Linked DNA regions of Homo sapiens: regions 1, 2, 3 and 4 are each linked to region 5. A link is a contact called in ENCODE Hi-C or POLR2A ChIA-PET data. All regions are on one chromosome and are shown on one strand. Each heading gives the region's core, a stretch centred on a gene start or an enhancer-like site at or near the end of the contact. The rest is flanking DNA. Distances are from core to core; before and after follow the strand shown. Region 1 holds the start of OPN5 (opsin 5). Region 2 holds the start of ADGRF5 (adhesion G protein-coupled receptor F5). Region 3 has its middle 27 kb from the start of ADGRF5. Region 4 has its middle 31 kb from the start of ADGRF4. Region 5 holds the start of TNFRSF21 (TNF receptor superfamily member 21).

Evidence for each region. Hi-C counts contacts between places; a loop is a spot of excess contacts on that map. ChIA-PET counts read pairs that join two places held with the same protein, here RNA polymerase II (POLR2A). Pooled maps may share reads with other maps.
Region 1: a map of OCI-LY7 shows a loop between it and region 5 (3-fold over the local background). The contact joins the promoter of OPN5 here to the promoter of TNFRSF21 in region 5. A Hi-C loop is called at or near these places in 1 of 168 maps with a recorded cell type or tissue (OCI-LY7), 3 of 37 single-sample maps with no recorded cell type and 9 of 50 pooled maps.
Region 2: a map of breast epithelium shows a loop between it and region 5 (6-fold over the local background). The contact joins the promoter of ADGRF5 here to the promoter of TNFRSF21 in region 5. A Hi-C loop is called at or near these places in 1 of 168 maps with a recorded cell type or tissue (breast epithelium). POLR2A ChIA-PET finds 5 or more read pairs at or near these places in 1 of 52 experiments (Panc1).
Region 3: a loop to region 5 is called in a map of endothelial cell of umbilical vein, with 7 times the contacts of the local background. The contact joins the enhancer-like site here to the promoter of TNFRSF21 in region 5. A Hi-C loop is called at or near these places in 1 of 168 maps with a recorded cell type or tissue (endothelial cell of umbilical vein). POLR2A ChIA-PET finds 5 or more read pairs at or near these places in 1 of 52 experiments (Panc1).
Region 4: a pooled map shows a loop between it and region 5 (2.9-fold over the local background). The contact joins the enhancer-like site here to the promoter of TNFRSF21 in region 5. A Hi-C loop is called at or near these places in 1 of 37 single-sample maps with no recorded cell type and 5 of 50 pooled maps.

Annotation. Positions count from the first base shown.
Region 1 is chr6:47,780,601-47,783,300 of GRCh38, forward strand. It overlaps OPN5 (opsin 5), which reads left to right and starts at 1,432. Exons shown (of 7, transcript NM_181744.4): 1 at 1,432-1,596. The coding sequence starts at 1,467.
Region 2 is chr6:46,920,525-46,923,224 of GRCh38, forward strand. ADGRF5 (adhesion G protein-coupled receptor F5) reads right to left here and starts at 1,414. Exons shown (of 21, transcript NM_001098518.2): 1 at 1,189-1,414. It overlaps LOC105375080 (a long non-coding RNA gene), which reads left to right and starts at 1,555. Exons shown (of 3, transcript XR_001744147.2): 1 at 1,555-1,911.
Region 3 is chr6:46,947,514-46,950,213 of GRCh38, forward strand. It overlaps a transcript of ADGRF5 not described here. Among named protein-coding and RNA genes, the nearest start is that of ADGRF5, 27 kb to the left of the region's middle. Within about 2 kb of position 1,303, at least 4 of the 41 ENCODE cell types and tissues checked have a DNase peak (open chromatin) inside an H3K27ac peak, as active enhancers do; they include endothelial cell of umbilical vein, where a contact is called at or near this core.
Region 4 is chr6:47,727,765-47,730,464 of GRCh38, forward strand. No RefSeq gene overlaps it. Among named protein-coding and RNA genes, the nearest start is that of ADGRF4, 31 kb to the left of the region's middle. Within about 2 kb of position 1,432, at least 3 of the 41 ENCODE cell types and tissues checked have a DNase peak (open chromatin) inside an H3K27ac peak, as active enhancers do.
Region 5 is chr6:47,308,582-47,311,281 of GRCh38, forward strand. TNFRSF21 (TNF receptor superfamily member 21) reads right to left here and starts at 1,324. Exons shown (of 6, transcript NM_014452.5): 1 at 835-1,324. The coding sequence starts at 930. RefSeq lists enhancers at 275-997, 1,161-1,340, 1,292-1,586 and a silencer at 791-1,020.

The DNA of each region.
Region 1 (2,700 bases), core at 182-2,681, 470 kb after region 5:
GTAGGTCTTGGGATGTGGTGCATCTGGCAGCCAAAGATTTCTCCTACAGCTTTCTAACCATCTCAGGGAGAAGGATTTGGAATGAACATTAGCACATGACTGTCCTCAAACTGTGTGTAGGAGACTGTAGTTTCAGCCAACTGGCCACTGAAAGGGTCACTAGCCTTCCTCTGTAAGCTGTAAGTTGGCAGTTAGAAAGGGGTTAAATTCATGTCTTTTGCGAAGGTGAATTACATGGTTAGATATGTGCCGATCACCCTGTCACCGCCTGTGGGGCACACAACTCTGTGTTCCACTTGCTGTCTCATATAATGCCCGAAATTGTTGCCTAGAGAGCTGAACAGTGACATCTGTTGGTTCGATTTGAAATAGGCAAGTTCAAAAGAGAAACAGCCACACTAGTATTTCTTCCCCTTTCAAAACAAATAGGAACAATCATGACAAAGGAATGACCCTTCCAAAGGAAGTTTTAACATCAGCAGCATACTTTATCTGAAGAACAACACACGACTCCAAGTTTCAGGATGAGGGATATCATGTGACTTTTATTTTTGCAGAAAGCCCATCAAAGACTTTGTGTAAACCTTTTAAAACTCCAATTCAAAAGAAACAGTACTAAGACCTGTGTATCTGAGAAATTCCTCAATGCTCAAGATTTCATCCAGAAGCATAAATGAGCAAATAGAAAGTATGGATTTGGGGCAGTGGTGAGAAATAATGAAATTGCTTTCTGCTCTAGGAAACTTGAGAAACAAACCTTCCTGTGGATGTGCCTGTGAGTTACAACCCAGCTTGAATCCTTTCTAAATAGCTCCAAATTTCAAGATCACTTTGACAATCACCTAGCTCTTAGCTTCAATTAATTAAGTGTCCATGTTCCTTTGTACTGAATGCTCTATTTCTTTCCTTACAAAACTCTAAACCTCATTGAATGTACAATGGAAATGATTTTCTGGGAAATCTGGATAATCAAAAAATACTATATTCTGACAAGTTATATATATACATATGTAAATTTTTTATATATTATATATAATTTATATACATAAATTATATATATATAGTGTGTGTGTGTGTATGTGTGCACACTCCATACAATATCATTTCCTGCTCAGACCTTTACAAAAATTGCTAAGAAACAGTAAATTGCACAGTTTGGCCTTCAACCTTTTAATCACCCCAAGGAGAAAAGAAGTGGCTCAAAGAGTAGCATGAGAAAACAGAGGAGAAAATGAAGGCTTGGATAATCTGCCAACCGAATAACTGAGTAATGACATAATTGGATCATTGAAAAAAATGTTAAAATTTTTACCAGTTATTAATTAGAGAATCATGCATGACCCTGGGAACTTGCTTTTTGTTTTAAAACAGGAGCCACGATTATGAAATGGTTCAAGCTGGCTTATTCAGGTCTGCTGAGATCTCTACTGGTTTGCTTTTCAGATCCCTCGTGGTTCGAGAACAGAATGGCGTTAAATCACACTGCCCTGCCTCAGGACGAGCGCCTGCCCCATTACCTTCGAGATGGGGATCCTTTTGCTTCCAAACTTTCTTGGGAAGCGGATTTAGTGGCTGGCTTTTACCTAACAATAATTGGTAAGCTTCCTTAATTCTTCTGTGCAAAGGCTGCATTTAGAAAATTCATGGGCTGATATGTTAATTTTGTGAAAGGATTCTGATACTTAAGTGGATAGTTTAGTGGAGGCGAAGAGTGGGGAAAGGCAGAAGATGGAATGGCATTATGGCATTCAATAAATGTTTCCTAGAAATGACTCTTTATTATCATTATTATTAGGAATAAAATTCCATTGATAATCCAAGAACTCTTACAGCAAAATTATTTATCCATTTCATTTTGGTTACTTTGGGAGTAGATTTACTTTCTGAATACCAAAATTAATGATAATGATATTTTATTTAAACAGAGTGCTTTTTAAATAATGTTTTTGACATAATCATAAGTTTTAGGTTGAGAATGGGCCTTAAAAATAATCTAGGTCAGTCTCCTGTTCTCACAACTGTGCAAAACTCAATTGTGCTATTGTGCTATAGTACTATAGTAATGGCAGAAACACTGAGTTTACTTCACCTAAAAGTAAAGTCGCATCAAAATAGCTAAGCCATTTTGGTGACAGTTGAAAAATGTGTTGGTGATAAATGGAAGAAAGTCCGGGGTCAAAAGATTTTTGTGCATAATTGACGAAAGGGTGCACCTGCTTCTAGACTGCATGATCTCATTCATTCAGTAGCCACATGTGGCTTTTCCAAATTGAAAGTTGCTGTAGTGTAAATACTCACCAGATACTGAAGGCTCAGTACAACAAAAAGTGGTATAAAATATCTCATTAATAATTTTTAAAAATTAAATACATGTTGAACATACAACATTTTAGGTATGTTAAGCTAAATAAAATATATTATTAAAATTAATTTACTGTAAATTTTAAATTTATAAATTAAATTTTTACTTTGTAAATTTTTACTTTGTTTAATGTGGCTACCAGAAAATTTTAGAATCCATATGTGGCTCGCATTTCTGGCTTACATTACATTTATACTGGATAGCACTAATCTAGACAGTTAGGATTTAATTTAACCACCTATTTAAATTTAAGAAAAGAAACCATACTTTTCTTAAATTTAAAATTGTTGTTTTAACTTTGGGTGACCAGTGTGAAGGTGGGTTATGTCTTTAGGTTT
Region 2 (2,700 bases), core at 164-2,663, 390 kb before region 5:
TTGGGGGGGGGGAAGAGAGTGTATATTGGGGGTGCAATTGAAAACTGTTAACAGAAAGCTGGCTGCGATGGCTGACACCCGTAATTCCAGCATTTTGGGAGGCCGAGGCAGGTGGATCACCTGAGGTCAGGAGTTCGAGACCAACCTGGCTAACATGGTGAAACCCCATCTCTACTAAAAATACAAAAATTAGCAGGGTGTGGTGGCGGGTGCCTGTAATCCCAGCTGCTTGGGAGGTTGAGGCAGGAGGATCGTTTGAACCCGGGAGGCAGAGGTTGTAGTGAACCAAGATCGTGCCACTGCACTCCAACCTGGGCGACAGAGCAAGACTCCATCTCAAAAAAATAAAAATAAAAATAAAATCTATTTAGAGATATTCTTTTACGATAAGAATATAGTCAAGTATTATCTGTGTAATTCAAAAATAACCTACATTGAAAAACCAACTACGTTAGCCCTTTATGAAAGAAAAAATGCTGTAGTGAAGTGGCATGACCTGGCTTTCTGAAATATGAGAAAACATGGTTTAAGCAAACCGCACATCATAGAGTTGCTCCTTTCAAAACAAGTCGGCCTGGCCCTGAAGCCCCAGCACTTTTACTGACCTCCTTCCTAATGCTGACTACAAACTCCTTTCCCCTCAGTCCTGTGTGGGAGGCTGCAGCCTACATTTTACATTTCTAAGGTCATCCCTTGTCCTTTGGAAGGACTCTCCCGAAGCTGAGCGAATAGCCAGGGCTCCCTCCTCCTGCTACTGGGATGCAGCCTCTTCCTTCCTCAGCCTGACCACAGCAATGGCCGACTGGCCCTGAAATGCTCTTGGCAAGAGCAGCAGCTCAGTAGCTCATGAATGCACTGGTTTTTATAGTATTTTCTGGTTTAAGGACGAGAGAACTTGTTTGAAAAAAAAAAAGTCTGTTATTAAGAAAATCCTAAAGGATCCCAGCTAGTTGCTTGATACGCCATCTCCTTTAATATAGTCTCATTAACTGGACCAACAGTATGCACAATGCTCTTGACTGGACATACTTAACTTTCCCAACATACATATCACACCTACGCAAAAGAAAAGCAGGCAAAGAGGATCGTAAGTGGAAGATGTCTTAAGAGAAGTGACTTAGGAGCCCCTGAGGTCTTGCTACAAAGGGAGACAGAATGACAGACCGCAGTAGGAGAAATGTCTGTTACCTGTCCAGCACTGTGGTCCCCCGGCTGGCTCCCGCTCTGATCAGATGCCTAAAAGCTTCCCAGTTTCCACTATGGGGCCATTTGTCCTGGGCCTCCTGGGCAGGGGCTCTCACGCCCAGTGGAGGGAGAACCAAGCAAGACTCATTTCGCGTTTTCAGGCAGGACTGGCAGCACCGCTCCCACGCTCAGCCTCCCCCAGCTATGATCCTCCCAGTCTCACAGAGTCATCCCTGAGAGCCGCGCTGCTGTTTTAAAAACAAAAAGTGATTTCCTGGTCCTCTTCCCCGGATGGCGTGTGCGATTTCCCTCACGCCCATGGGAAGTCCTTCAGATCCTTCTTATCTGGAAACCTCTCCACCAAGTGGACAGACTTGTTTGGCCAATGCCCCTAGTTCTCACTTTTCTTTCTCCAAAGAAAAAAATCAGAAAAGCAAAACCAGAGCAAACCAAACATAGGTTAGAGCTAATGAGAAGTACAGGATGTCTGGTTTCAACTTTTAAAAGATGACCACTAAATTAGATTGTAACTTCAGAGAGGAAGGAAAATTAAGACTATCGATGAATTCTTTGTCTTTAGCAGTGCCAAGAAAGCAGAGAAAAAAAGAATCCGCAGAAGAGAAGAGACCTAGAGAAGTTGCTTAGTCCTCCCCCGCGGGAGGGCTGTACCTCAAAAATGCCATATTGGAGGGACGTCCAGTTCTCCTAGGTTTCCAGGGAAACTCTGTGAGTATTTGTGTATCAAACTATAAATTTAGTGGTACTTAAAATACCGCTCAATAGCATGGATATTTAAAGATAAGGAGATATATGGTAAAGGCCTGGTTGGCAGGCTGCATCCAGGTTGCTGGGTTTAAAGATGAATTATAGTCAGCTCATTTTTGAACTGGAAGTGACCTCACTGATCCTCATTTTACAAAAGAGGAAACTGAGGCCCAAGGAGAACCCTTCCCAAGGTCAGAACACGGATGGGGAATGCTGTTTGACTCTCTACTCTGGAGCTCTGCCCACAGAAAGTTTGATGAATGAGGCCTGGCTTGGAATCGGCATTGGAAATAAGTGCTTCGGGTGAGTCCCATGCAGGTAGTCCCAAGAGTATCTTCAGGGAATTCCTCATAGTGTCAAAGAAAGGACTCTGGAGTCAGACTGTAGGAACTGATGCTTTAGTCCCACCAATTATATGTGGCCGGGTACACATTACTTGACCCTATTGAGATTCAGTGTTGTTTTGTTTTTAGACGGAGTCTCGCTCTGTCTCCCAGGCTAGAGTCCAGTGGCGCGATCTTGGCTCACTGCAACCTCTGCCTCCTGGGTTCAAGCGATTCTCCTGCCTCAGCTTTCCCAGTAGCTGGGACTGTAGGTGCCTACCAGCACATCTGGCTAATTTTTGTATTTTTAATAGAGACAGGGTCTCTCCATGTTGGCCAGGCTGGTCTCAAACTCCTGACCTCAGGTAATCCCCAGCCTCGGCCTCCCAAAGTGCTGGGATTACAGGCGTGAGCCACTGCTCCTGGC
Region 3 (2,700 bases), core at 53-2,552, 360 kb before region 5:
TCCTTAGATGGCTGGCAGCGTGAATTTTCTGTAATGTAAACGAAGAAGTGGTGGGCAGGATAAAGGGTTAAGTAAGGATCTCTAGTAATGCTCCAACTTGTTCTTTGAGGAGTAACAAAGAGAGGAAGCACAGGCTTTGTGGAAGGAAATTCCCAGGCCCCACTTCGGACATTCGCAACCTGCCCTGTGAACCTCTGAGGGGTGTCTGATAATAAACACTTGCAAACAAAACAATCCATGAAGGCATTTTTACTAACATTCTCACATTCTCACCAAAGGGCTACAGCACATTTTCCTGAATCTGCGGACCTTGGAGGGGGGACCTGGACATCCACCTGCCAGCAGAGGCCAACAACCCAGTCCCTGCTCAGGCTGGTGTTTGTACGTGCAGGTCCCCCTTGCTCCTTGGGCCTTTGATTGGGCAGGGGTGGTGATGGGGCTGTGGAATGCAGATCACAGACTCAACACCGGACAGGATGTGTGTGGACTGCTGTGTGCAGACCTGAGACCCACCTCTTCATCTTTCACGGAGACCCCCAGACATAGCCCTGAGCATTGCAACTTTGAGTAATAATGCAGTGACCTTCCCCAGGAGTAGAAGGAACTTGACAAAGGCATGAAAAGCTTTGCTTGTAAAGTGTGCCAATTAAGTAACAAATTGGCCTTCTTTTCCTGTAGTAGCAAAACAAACAAATAAAACCCCTGGAGACTTGACAGTAAATATTTGTGCACAAGTTTCTTGTAAGAAGCTCAAAACATGTTAGGACCAAGATGCAAAAACTTAAGCAAAAGTCTAGTTTGGGTGAGATTATTTGTAATATTATACCTTATTTATCCCCAAACTAATAGGATGTGAGATCTGTTATGCCCATTTCATCAATGAATAAATAAAGGATCAGAAACTGGCCTAGAATAATAGTAAAGTTCTGGGTGATTCAGGTATCTGATACTTGCTCTAGTGAGTGTGTGTGTGTGTGTGTGTGTGTGTGTGTGTGTGTGTGTATGTGTGTGTTTATTGGGGCTGTGTGTACACAGATTTATGGCTTTTTTAAAACAAAATATTCTTAAAATCACTTTATTAATTGCAATTCAAGCCAAGATCCTCAAACAGCATCGCTGTCTCAGGTCTAGACCAGAATTCACTTCACAGTACGGGTGAGATTTAGATCCTTGACTACAAAAAGAAAGCTGACGCTTTACTTTTGAATTGCCGTCACCGGTCTCTGGAATATTTTTGGATGACTACTCATTTGCATCTGTCCAGAGTTGGCGGGCAATCTCCCTCTTGACCCCAGCCCTCAAGACCACATTGATCCAACCGAGGTGATGACAGGTTCCAGATTTTACTCTAGGCGGGGTTAACATGAGCCTCTACTCAGGCCTCCTTCTGTCCTTTGTGCTACAACAATGGGCGGAAACACAGCCTTGTTAGAGGAAATTCCCAGGGCCATGCTTTGGACATGAGACAGTGGCTTTGCTATGCTGGGTAGGCTGATGCGCATCTAAAAATAAATACCCTGGTCTGCAAGGGTTTCTATGATTTTGTCATGTACAGTTGATTACATTTCAAAGGATTTTTTTTAATTAGTGTTTTTAAGAAAGCTAACTTAGGTAAGCCTTGAGAATAAAATATATCATGGCTTTGTTTCGGTCTGAAAACATATAGCATTTGCTTATAACTGTTTCTGTTGAAAGGACTGCTGCTTTCTTCCCCCAGGATCTCAAAGTGAGATTGAAGAAAGCAAAGGCATGCTGAGATGCTGCCCAAGCATGGTCAGAAACATGTGAGGGTCCAGAACTGCAAGTTCTTTGAGTCCACAAAGGATAAAGTATTAACAGAAAGCTCTGGGGCTGCCTGGAGTGGTTGCTGATGTGTATAGGGTCTACCTAAGCCTAAGTCTTACTTCTCTAAAAGTTTCCAGATCCCTACTTCACAAAGAGACTGCTCTTGAGGTGGTTCATGTAGCAGAAAAGGAAAGATGGGTAGAAGGCAGTGGCCAGTGAACTTGACTCACAGCAGGCAGACAGTTCCAGCCAGCTTTCTTCTCTCTCCAAAAGTCAAATATTCCATTCATAGTCCTTGCAACTTAGAAGATGGTAGAATCAGTTTCTTTTTCACATTTTAAAGTTAGACCTCGGAATGGCTAGGAACCCATATCCATGTAGTCATATTTCCATTTTAGCTAGAGGAGAAATCAGGGCCAAAGCTCTGAGTCTTGCTGTTATTTGCCTGACTCTACTTGAGCTGAAAATGTACAGAAATGTGGCAGTTTTCCATCAAATAGGAATGTGTTTGCAGCACAAGAAGTAACCCATAATTTAGTTAAAGAGTAACCCAAGAAGAGTGGTTTACAGTGAAGTTTTCCCTCCTCATTGTTCTCGTTTCTTTTTTGCTCTTTCCTGGAAGTCCAGCCTACTCCATTGTTACTAAGACCCTATTTTAAACTTACTGCAGCAGATAGGTAGGGCTAGCTGGTGAAAAGTCAGCTATCCTCACTCTAGCCTGATGATATTTTTTGCAGACCTTCATTTGGTGGCTTGGATCACCGCACTGACATCACGAGACTCTTGATAGCTTTGAGCGGGAAGGGACCTTTGAGGTCATCACCCGGACTCCACCCATTATGGGCATCCCTTTGGGAACACCCTGGCCACTAGTCCATCTTCCAGGGTGCTGGAACATTGCCCGGGACAAGGCGT
Region 4 (2,700 bases), core at 182-2,681, 420 kb after region 5:
AGAGAGCTTGTGTAGGAGAATATCCCTTTATAAAACCAGCAGATCTCATGAGACTTATTCACTATCATGAGAACAGCACCAGAAAGACCCACCCCATGATTAAATTACCTCTCACTGGGTCCCTCCCACAACACGTGGGAATTATGAGAGCTACAATTCAAGATGAGATTTGGGTGGGGACAAACCACATCACACCCTAAGCATTGTCCTCCAAGAACTGAAGTAAACTGCCTCTCTCTATATCATGCCAAGGTCAGCTTGCATGCAATGATTGAATGACATTAACCATAAAGGCCTTGCTCAATTTGGAACATTTCTGAAGGACCACTCAGCTCCAGAGCTTCCTGTGGGATCAGCAGAGGCCACTGTTCATTGCTTCATAGTTCATCTCTTCCTTCTTCCCAATCTGGCTGCTTTCATTCCCCCTCAGAAATACTCCCCAATAAACTTTATGCAAACAAACCTCCATCTCAGATTCTGCTCTTCAGGGAATGTGAACAAGGATGCCATTCATAGAAAACTATTTTTTTTGGTATACTAATGATATTCTTTGCTCAGAGTAAGTGGAAGTAATTGATAGTCTGATGTTTTGCACGATAGACTGTATGTTTATGAAAATTTTCTGACAGAGAACATGTGCTCAATGGAAGTAGGGCTCACTTAAAAAAAATAAGCCACATAGCAGCCAAATAAATCTGGGATCCAAATATTTTGAGTTACTAAGCCATTATTAGAGAGCTACCCATCAGTGACCTTGCAGGCTACTGGAACTATGTAAAGAGAAAACACAGGGCTGATGTGGCTACCCAGGATAAATGCACCTTGAGATATGATTGTTCCTCCCAGGAATGGGCCACCCATTTCCAAAGGAGCTCTGATTTTAGTGTACAAGCAGTCTATATTCTAGTGTTCTTGGTTTTCAGAGTGATTTATTGTAAAGAAATCAGGAAATAAATCAGGCTCTGGAATATGTTCTGAGCTCTGAGAACACCTGAGTACCACCAGTCATGTAAGTCATAACTCTTCTGTCCATCTCTTTCTTCACCTCTCACCATGGACAGAGTGGAAAAATGGGCTGCAATCAATCCTGAATCTCCAAGTCCCTGATCTGCTGTTGTCACAAAGAAAAACTGCAGAGAGGATGTTTCAATCATGTCTCTTTTTCACAAGGACTTCTTAGTGCAATAATATTCCTATGAGGAAGTCAGTCTTGGTGAATGGGGCTGGACCAGGCACCTGGGATCCACAAGAACACCTTTGTCTTTCTGGGGTAAGGTCACGTGTCTTTCTTGGTTATTTCCTGTCTAATCTTTGCTCTCTGTTTTTTAAAGAAAAGTGTTTCAAATATAAGTGAATCTTTCACCGTAGACACTGAAGCAGTGGCTTAAGCTGCAGACTCAAGGCTTCCTGCTTAAGGTTTCCTACTACAGTCTACTTGAGTCACCTCTGAATCATGCTGTCTGCCTAGAATCTTCACCTTAGCCCTTACCTCCTAGCTTCTGCACTGTTATAATGAGGCCTTTTACTTACCAGCTCAGCTTTGCCCATTTTTGAGCCAATGCCAATAATTTGGAAAGCATGCTCAGAGTTTCATGCACAGCAGTGATTAGGACCTGGGATTTGCTACCATCAACCTGGTTTAGGTGAGATGAAGATGAGCCAGGGGTTCTGGGTGTCTTCAGCCTGTTGTTGTTTCCTTTATCTCCTGTATTGGCAGGGTCTGGTTTACTAAACAGCTATCATGCTGTGGTTAGTGTCCTGATCTGAGTTGTACCTTGTAAGACCAGAGCTCTCACACCTCCTCTGGGCAGCTTGGTTCTTGGATGCTGTCCCATGCTCTGGCTGGACCTTGCTCCATTGGTCAGCCCCCTGAGATCACTTGTCACCACCCACTCCTGGTCTGGCTACTGTACCCTGTGAAGTATCCTAGACCCCTTAGGCAGTGCTCATGGCCAGTCAAGCCCTGGCTACTCAGCCCGTCTGGGCTCTGGGAGTTGGGTAGCTGCTCACTCCACATAGGAATAGTCCTCTAGGCAAGTGAGCTCAGTCCAGCTTCCTGTCCATTCCCATAAGCTTCCTCTGTTGAGGTCTCAGAAGATTTCAAGGAAGAGCTGCTTCTTTCTTCCATCCCCTGCTGCTGCTGTCCAGCCCTGTCACCAAAGGGAGCTAAGTGGAGAAGACCTGCACATAAAAAGTCCCCCCAATAGGGTTAAAGAAAACAATTATTTCATTTTTTTTTATGTTTTAATCAATGTGTATATAAGGGTCTCCAATATGTAATGATTCTGCTTAGACCCCAATCTCTGAAGAAATGTTTTTCCCTAGTGAAGTTCACTTCACTTAAACTTCAGGATCAACCTCGCCTTAGGCTTTAGGACTGATTTTGACCTTCAGAAGGAAGTATAAGAAGTCTTTTTCATTATGAGCTGAGTGATTCAATATCTAATGAAACTCCTTGCTTATTTTTTGATCATGTGCCCCAGTTGTAACAGGGCTTCCACCATTCTCCTGGAGCCAACTTTCCATATTGTACCAGCCCTAATAGCGACTCTGTGCCATGTATTGATCCTCCTTTCTGATTTTAAGTCCATATAAATCTGGGCCTTCACTTTGCTCCAGTCTTTCCTTTTCCCCAGGGACTGATTCCCAGATCCCTCCCTGACTTGAGTAGGAGTCTGCTCCCAGATACCTTAATCACAT
Region 5 (2,700 bases), core at 74-2,573:
GCAGCTTAGACGATGAGGGAGACTGCACCACCCTGCAGGGTCACCTGCCTAGCCACAGGTAAACGAGGGATCGGAAAGACTGTAGAAAATTCATCTTCCTTCACACACATCTCCTTCCCCCTCCCCCCATTCCAGTGCCGGCGCGCTGGCTGGCTGGAAGCCGGCGCTTTGGAGGCGCCGGAGAGTGGGTCTAAGGGTGATATTTCGGCATACAGAACCTGAGACCCCACCCGAGCCAAGAGGGAAGAGAGAGGGTAAAGGGATTGAGGAGGGGGCGGCTTGCGCCCTGCTCGGGAATGCACCGCGCGACAGCACCCGGAGGTCTCCGGTGTCCGGCGCGCACCGGTACCACTGTCTTCCACTGCGGTAGCATCCCGACATGACATTGCAGCTGCAACAAAGCGCCGGCCTCGGCCGGCCGTGGGAGCCCCACACCGCGGCGAGGCCCCACACCACGCAGAGGGGCAGTGGCCGATGGGTGGGGGGCTGTGGCTGCGGGCGTGGGGAGCGCGAGGTAGGCCGAGTAGGGGGAAAAGCCCTCAAATGCGCAGAAGCTGGGCGGCTACCTCTAGCGTCTCCTCCAGCAAAGCCAGACTGCAAGGAAAACAATTCGTCTTCATTCCCCAGCCCCGGCTGAGCCCTGAGATTCCCCCAAATAACCTAGTCGAGGCCCTCTGGTGTGTTGCCTTCCCTTGGAAACCCCTCAGTGCCCGTAACCCAGTCGGCCGGGCCCCGCGCCTCCCTAAGCCCCGGCCCGGTGACCCGCCCGGCTCCCGGAGAGCGGTTCCTTCTGCTCCGGCGCCGCCGCCACCCCCGGTCCACGCAAGCGCTCACCAGGAGAAGGGAGCCCGCGATCATCGTGGCTGTGGCTCGGCGGGCGATGCGGCTGCAGGAGGCGAGGGCGGTGCTGCTGCTCGGAGAGGTCCCCATGGCTGAACCGGGGACTCGCAGGGGCGCCCGGGGCGCGCGGGGCAGCTGGAATCGGCGGCTGCTTCTGCCCAGCGCCGCATCCACCGCCGCCTCCCGGGCCGGGAGCCCATCTACCTCCAACACCCCATGTGCACTGCTGCGGCCGGGCAGAGGAGGGAGGCGGCAAGGGAGGCTCTAGGGGCGCTCAGCACCTGCCCAGCGGCGCGGCCGCCCAGGCGGGGAGAAGCCGCCGCGACTGCAGCCCGCGTCTCCGGGTGCTCTCCTCCGACAGCGGCTGAGGAGAACCAGGGAGGAGGACTGGGCGCGAGAGAGCAAAGGAACGACTTCCCATAGCGAAGCTTCCAGCCACTGCCAACCACCCTCCTCCGCTGCCCAGACTGGTCGGCGAGGGACTGAGTCGGTGGCCACCGGGCGCAGGGACACACGTGGTGGCGCCGAAGGGGCGGGGGACCGGCCCTTTGTGATGTCACCCGGGAGGAGGCCGGGCTCTTTGTGCGGTTGGAAAGGCGAAGGCGTTCCAGGTAGAGCGGGGAGGGAGAGGGTGCCCCTTGGCGTTCGCTGAGGAAATTGCACGCGCCTGTTGACCCAGGGAAAGCGCTGAGAAAGCATCTCACTCCTGATCTAACTTTACTTATTTTTTCCGAGATAATTCCAACTAAATTATTTCAGCTACATACGCCTTTCCATTGTTTCGGACACGATGATTAAATCAGAGAGCGATGGTGAATAGACCACAGAGCACTTAGATCAACTGCGTGACGAAAAAGGAGACCTGTGTGTTGCTTCTCAAACTTTGCTGCCCTGTGGAATCACCTGGAGAGTTCAAAACATATATATTGATTCTTGGGTCCCACCTCTAGAGACTCTGATTTAATTGGAACAGGACAGGATCTGGTCTGGGCATTGAGGTTTGTTGTTGTTGTTGTTTGTTTGTTTTTTAAGTTTTCAGGGTGATTTTAATATGGGGCAAAGATTTTAATTTTTTATATTTTAATTTTAATATGGGCTTATGAATGCAATTAAGGAAATCCAAACTAAAAGGATTTAAAACCCAGAGTCATTGGTGTTGGGTCCATGGATGGTCTTGGAGGGACTTTTGAACTCCTTGAAATGTATCAAAAGATGCATTTTCCTAATTTAAAAATCAAGAGTTTTGAATCGGATTATCCCTGAGATTTTTTTTAATCACCCTTCCCCCAAAAAATAATGCTAAAAATTTTTGAGTTGATTTCCAAAGGCCTTGTCAGGATGTGGGTGGTAGAATAGGTAGTATTCTGCTTCAGAAGGAGAACTGGAATATTCTCGTGGATGTTGGTATCTCACACACTTCTGAATGTAAGAGAGCAGCTGTTATCCTTTTCTTTGTTTCACCTGGGGGAAGGCCGAGTCTCCTGACTGTGGCCACCATTTCTGGTATCGTGTTATCCATCATCTAGGTACTGACAGCACATGGCACACTGTATTGATATTACCTCTTCAGCCATCCAGTCCACACCCCTCAATTGGGAGCCCTATGGTGCTGGGCTTATCCTAGGCTCCTTTGGTCCCATTTCAAAAGAATCACACTTTTTAAACTATCAGTTTCAAGATCCAACACCCAGTGCTAATAAAGGTAACTTGCTAAGTCATAGGTACCAATTATTTGCTTTATTAGTTAACATGTTGTCCTTTGATTCTTTGCTCTATGCACACTTTGGTAGAAGCTAAAATTAATATGAGGGTTAATTCCAATCTATTATTTCAAACATTTGTCAGTATTGTCTATAAATG